Linked DNA regions of Homo sapiens: region 2 is linked to region 1. The links are chromatin contacts, found by Hi-C or POLR2A ChIA-PET in ENCODE. All regions are on one chromosome and are shown on one strand. Each heading gives the region's core, a stretch centred on a gene start or an enhancer-like site at or near the end of the contact. The rest is flanking DNA. Distances are from core to core; before and after follow the strand shown.

Region 1 (2,700 bases), core at 29-2,528:
GCTGGGCAGAGTCATCCAGGCGCCTGGCCAGAGCTCGCTAGCAGTCTTGGCCAGCCCTTCTGCTCTCCGGCCTCAGTTTCCTTAACTGCCGTGTGAGGAGCCAGAGTGGGTGTCCCATTAGTGCCGGCCAGGGCTGCGGGGTAGGGGCAGGCTGGCACTGGCTTCCTCTGGTTCCTGTTCTGGGAAGCCCAGGCAGAGGCTGCCAGGCACGGAGAGAAAGACTTTCTACCCTACCGTGCCTTGGAGACCACCCCGCCAGACCCAGCTTGAAGCCCCCGTCCACTTGGAGAGACCCCCTGTGCACACAGCATCACAGACCTTCCCAGGCACAGATCCAGGTCCCACCCCTGCTTCCAGGAGAGCTTCAGCCCAGCAGGGAGAGAGAGGAGAGGGCATGGGGGAAAGGATGGGCTGGGACCCCCATCCACTCCAGGGGCCCAGAACTCCGACTCCCCAGCTGCCCAGCCTCAAATCCCAGATGGCCACGTTGCGGTCCCTGTCCCTGCACCCGCAGTCCCCCATCCCCTCCCCAGGACCACTCACTCACATCCTCTCATTCGCGTCTCCCCCTCGGCCAAGTTTTCCGGAAACATAGGGCTGGGAAGATGCCCCAGGGAGCGGGCCGAAGTGGGCCGGCAGGCTGGGCGGCCGCGGTCGGCTCTGCGAGGCTGCTGGTTGGCGTCTGCTGGCGGCTCAGCTCAGCCTCACATCCTTCTCCGTCCCACGGTGAGGGAGGGAGGGAGGGAGGGAGGGAGGGAGCGAGGGAGGGAGGGACGCGGCGGGCGGAGGCTGGCTCGAGAGGGGCGGGCGGGAGGCAGCTCCTCACAAGTCCGCCTGCCTGTGGTGGCCCGGGGCTCCTCCAGCGGCCGCTGCCACCTCTGACGCCGTCCCCAAGCCGCTGTGGGCGCGCGAGGTGCCCTTCCCCGAGGGTGGTGGGTGGCGGGAAGTTGTCAGTGGTGCGTGTGGGATGCCCCTGGGCCAGGTATCACCGGGGCGCAGCGTGCCGAGCTCCTCCAGCACCAATGTGCCCAGTGCGGACGCTCAGCGAGCAATGCCGGCCAGAGCCCACAGACCCCCGGGCCGGGCAAAATCCAAGGACCCAGGCCCAGCAGGGCAGCCGTGTCCCCCGCAGCCGGGCTCAGCTCTGATCTTCTTGCTGCCTGACCCAGCGAGACGCGGCAGGACTGAATGTGACCTCCAGACGGAGGCTCGCGGCGGGCGGGCAGGCGGGCGGGGGAGCGTGGCAGAGGCCCAGGTTCACAAGGGGCGGGCCAACTTGGCACTGGCTCCCCCTCCCTCTCTCCCCATCCGCGGCGGTGGCGGCGTCAGCAGTGGTAAGAACAGATGAGGGTTCCAGAAAAACAGAGCTTCTCCACCCCCGGCAGACAGGGAGCAAACAGCTTCTTCCGCCATCATCCCCCGCCGCCCGTCCCCCCACCCTCCGTGTCAGTTCCACCTGAGCTCTGCCCCCTGCCTGGCCTGATGCTGCCGAGGCTGACCGAGCCCTCTGTCGGGGACTGTGGGTGGGCAGGGCTAGCCTCGCATTCCGGAGGGATCCCGGGATTTGAGGAGCCTTTGCAGGGTGCACATGAGACCGCCAACCATTTAGGGGAGGGGGAAGGGTTTGGGGATTTGGGGTCCCCAAAGAGCCCTCTGCTGCTGGGGGGGTCTCGGGACCACAGCTGCCCCTTTCGTCCTCCTCCGAGAGCCCCTGCAGCCGTGAAGGAACACTGTGGGAAATGCCGGGGAGCCACCCAGAAGGTTGAAAGTTAACTGAGCTGAACTTTGGATCCTAGATTCAGGTCACGACCGACTTCCCTGACTCTGGGATCATTAACCTGCTTTTCCCTTTAACTCCCAGCCCTTCCATCCTGCCCCCTAAAAATCTGGGGAGCAGAAGGCGTCTCTGGAATGTCCCTGCACCCCCAGCCCTCGTCCTGGGGCACGATGCCAGGGGAGGGCAACAAACCTCAACCACATCAGGGATCTGGGCCTCTCCACCTGAGTCCTGCCCTCTGCCCTCTGCAGGGGAGGTCTCAGTGCACTTTTAAGGATGCCAACCCCGTGAAATCACTCCTCTGCTTAAAATCTTCCAGTGACCACATGAAGCTCTTGGAATAAAATCCAAAGGCCCTAGCACGGCCCAGGTGACCCTTAGGAGCCAGCTCCATGAACCCGCCCAGCCTCTCTCTGGGTCACTCGTGTGTGCCCCAGGGCCTTTGCACCAGCTGCTCCTGCTGCCTCCACGGGTTTTCTCACAGATGTGCCTTGTCTTCCCTCTGGTCTTGGCTCAAGTGATGGCTCCTCAGAGAAGCCTTCCTTGCCCGCCCCTCCAAAGTGACCCCCCCCCGTCGCCCTGCCATCCCAGGGTTTGATCATCTTCATAGCTTTCACCGCCTCTGAAATTAGCTCCCTCGTCCCACTGCTCATCGGCAGGTGTCCGGGGCCTGCTGAGCACCCTGGGCATCTCTGCCACCCGTCTGGGTCCCTGGTAAGGAGCTTGCAAAGGAAGAGGGGGCTGTGCGTTTAGCTCTGCAGGGGGCCCCGAACCCTCCCAAAAGAGGCTGGGGTATCCCCCTTGACATCCAGGCACACGCCCCCAACACTCTGTGCCAGGGCGGAGATGGCAGATTCTGCCACCATGCCCTGTGGTCTGGATTCCCCGACCCCACTTCTAATTTCTAAGGAAGGAGTTTCGTT
Region 2 (2,729 bases), core at 59-2,558, 500 kb after region 1:
AGAGGCAGGAGCTCCCACACTTATGTGCTGCCTGGCTCCTCACCAAGACAGGTGCTAGACTATCTCTGAGACTATCTTTTCCCTTGAGGCAGCTGAGAGCTGGAGCAGCTTCAGATGCCTCCAGATCCTGGGCCCTTGAACTTCAACTCGAACTTGGCTCTAAAGTGTCGCCCTCAGCAAGAGTCAACGCAATTGGGCCCTGGCTCCGTGAGGTGGACAGGGGCCTTGCTCGCTCCTTCTTCCCCAGCCCTGCCCCATGGGGGAGAGAGAGAGGTCGTCAGGTGAGACGGAGTTTGTTTCAGCAATGTGTTTATGAGTCCCAAGAACTTAGGATAAAGTTTCTGAAATACTAGCCTGAGGATGTCCCTCTTTGAGAAAAAGGGAAAAAGGACACCGCGGTTACCCCAGCTTTGTTATTCATGTAACAACGGCAGGGCATTTGAGTTCTTTCTGTTTTCATCCTACTTCCACTCCCACATCTAATCACTAACATTTCTCTTGTTTTGCTGTTTGTTGCTTCCTTTCATTCTCCCCATCTGAGGTGGGTAGAATTGTGTCCCTCCAAAAAATGATATGTCCAAGTCCTAGGCCCCTGGTCCCTGTGATTGCAGCCCTATTTGGAAATAGGGTCTTTGCAGATGCAAATGCAATTAAATCAAGAGGAGGGCCTGAGGGATTCTGGCGGGCCCTAATCCAATAGGACAGGGGTCCTTATGAGAAGAGGGACATCCGGCCGGGCGCGGTAGCTCACGCCTATAATCCCAGCACTTTGAGAGGCCGAGGTGGGCGGATCACCTGAGATCAGGAGTTCGAGACCAGCCTGCCCAACGTGGTGAAACCCCGCCTCTACTAAAAATACAACAAATTAGCTGGGCGTGGTGGTGGGCACCTGTAATCCCAGCTGCTCAGGAGGCTGAGGCAGGAGAATCCATTAGAACCCGGGAGGCGGAGGTTGCAGTGAGCCAAGATCGTGCCACTGCACTCCAGCCTGGGCAACAAGAGCGAAACTGCACCTCAAAAAAAAAAAAAAACAAAAAAGAAGGAGAAGAAGGACATCTTGTCACAGAGGCACATACAAAATGTCATGTGCCATTGAGGCAGAGATTGCAGTGCTGTATCTGCAAGCCAAGAAATGCCGAGGGCTGCTGGCAGCCACCAGAGGTCGAAGGAGGCAAAGAAGGCTTCTCCCCACCCCAGGCTTCAGAGGGCTCTGCTGATGCCTTCGTTTCTGATTTCTGCCCTCCAGAAAGGTAAGAAATGCATTTCTGTTGTTCTGAGCCACCCAGTTGGTGGCACGTTGTCCCGCAGGCCCAAGGGACTTACGTACCCTCTCCACCCTCTTCCTTTAGCCCAGCGAGCATTCTTGCGCTTGAGCAAACAGCAGAACCACCTGGAGGTTTAGTGAAACCCAGATGGCTGGCCCCGCCCCTGGAGTGCCTGATTCAGTAGGTCTGGGTGGGCCTGATAACTGCATTTTCAGCAAGTTTCCTGAACACGCTGGTGCTGCTGGTCTGGGGACCACACTTTGAGAACTGCTGATCCAGATCACACCATCTCCTGCCTGGATGACAGCTCCAATCCCCTAACTGGCCGGAACCCTCTCCCCTCCTCCCTTCCCCCTCCACCGGCAGGCAGGCTGAGCTTCCTAAAACACCTAGGAAATTGTCATTCCCCAGTGTAGAATCTCCAGGGGCCTCTCACGGTCTGCAGGACAAAGTCCAAACACCTTCGCAGGCCACTGCAATTGCCTGGTCTCAGCTGAGGTGCTCAACACAGACTCCCCACCCACCCCCAGGCACAGGAAGGAAGGGAGAAAGAGATGCTTTCAAGAATTGTTTTTGTTTTATCAAATAATTGTGAATAGACATAGTGTTAGTTTGCTAGGGTTGCCATGCAAAGCACCACAAACCGGGCCGCTTAAAGCAACAGAAAGCTGGGCGCAGTGGCTCATACCTGCAATCCCAGGTCTTGGGGAGGCCGAGGCAGAAGGATCACTTGAGTCCAGGAGTTCGAGAGCAGCCTGGGCAACATGGCGAAACCTTGTCTCTACAAAAAAATACAAAAATTACCTGGGTGTGGTGGTGCCTGGCTGTACTCCCAGCTACTTGGGAGGCTGAGGTGGGAGGATTATCTGAACCCAGGGAAGTTGAGGCTGCAGTGAGCCGAGATTGTGCCAGTGCATTCCAGCCTGGGTGACAGAGTGAGACCCTATCTCAAAAAAATACAAATATATGAATAAACAGAAAGTTTACTCTCTGGAAGTTCTGGAGGCTGGAAGTCTGAGATGGGGATGTCTGCAGGGCCACACTCCCTCTGAAGGCTCCGAGGCTCCTTCCTCACCTCTTCCAGCTTCCAAGGGGCTGGCTGGCAATCCTTGGAGCTCCTTGGCTTACAGATGCCTCTGCAGTCATGGGGCCATCATGACACCATCTTTCCCTGTACATCTGTGTTGACAAGATGGCTCTGCTCTTACAAGGACACCAGTACTGTTGGATTAGGGGCCCAACCTACTCCAGCAGGATGTCACCTTAACTCATCTGCAATGACCCTACTTCCAAATGAAGTCACATTCTGAGGCGTCAGAGGATGGGGCTTCAGCATATCTTTTTGGGGAACACAATTCAACCCATGACAGATTTTATTTTTCTTTTGAGACAGGGTCTGGCTCTGTCACCCAGGCTGGAGTGCGGTGGCACAATCGCAGCTGACTGCAGCCTTGACCTCCTGGG

The links. Hi-C counts contacts between places; a loop is a spot of excess contacts on that map. ChIA-PET counts read pairs that join two places held with the same protein, here RNA polymerase II (POLR2A). Pooled maps may share reads with other maps.
Region 2: a loop to region 1 is called in a pooled map, with 2.6 times the contacts of the local background. The contact joins two enhancer-like sites. A Hi-C loop is called at or near these places in 1 of 37 single-sample maps with no recorded cell type and 1 of 50 pooled maps. POLR2A ChIA-PET finds 5 or more read pairs at or near these places in 2 of 52 experiments (activated B cell and naive thymus-derived CD4-positive, alpha-beta T cell).

The regions. Positions count from the first base shown.
Region 1 is chr12:124,388,138-124,390,837 of GRCh38, forward strand. All of the region lies in intron 18 of NCOR2 (nuclear receptor corepressor 2), which reads right to left. Among named protein-coding and RNA genes, the nearest start is that of MIR6880, 52 kb to the left of the region's middle. RefSeq lists a silencer at 1,150-1,219 and an enhancer at 2,669-2,700. Within about 2 kb of position 1,279, at least 37 of the 41 ENCODE cell types and tissues checked have a DNase peak (open chromatin) inside an H3K27ac peak, as active enhancers do.
Region 2 is chr12:124,883,608-124,886,336 of GRCh38, forward strand. No RefSeq gene overlaps it. Among named protein-coding and RNA genes, the nearest start is that of SCARB1, 21 kb to the left of the region's middle. RefSeq lists enhancers at 972-1,659, 1,061-1,110. Within about 2 kb of position 1,309, at least 8 of the 41 ENCODE cell types and tissues checked have a DNase peak (open chromatin) inside an H3K27ac peak, as active enhancers do.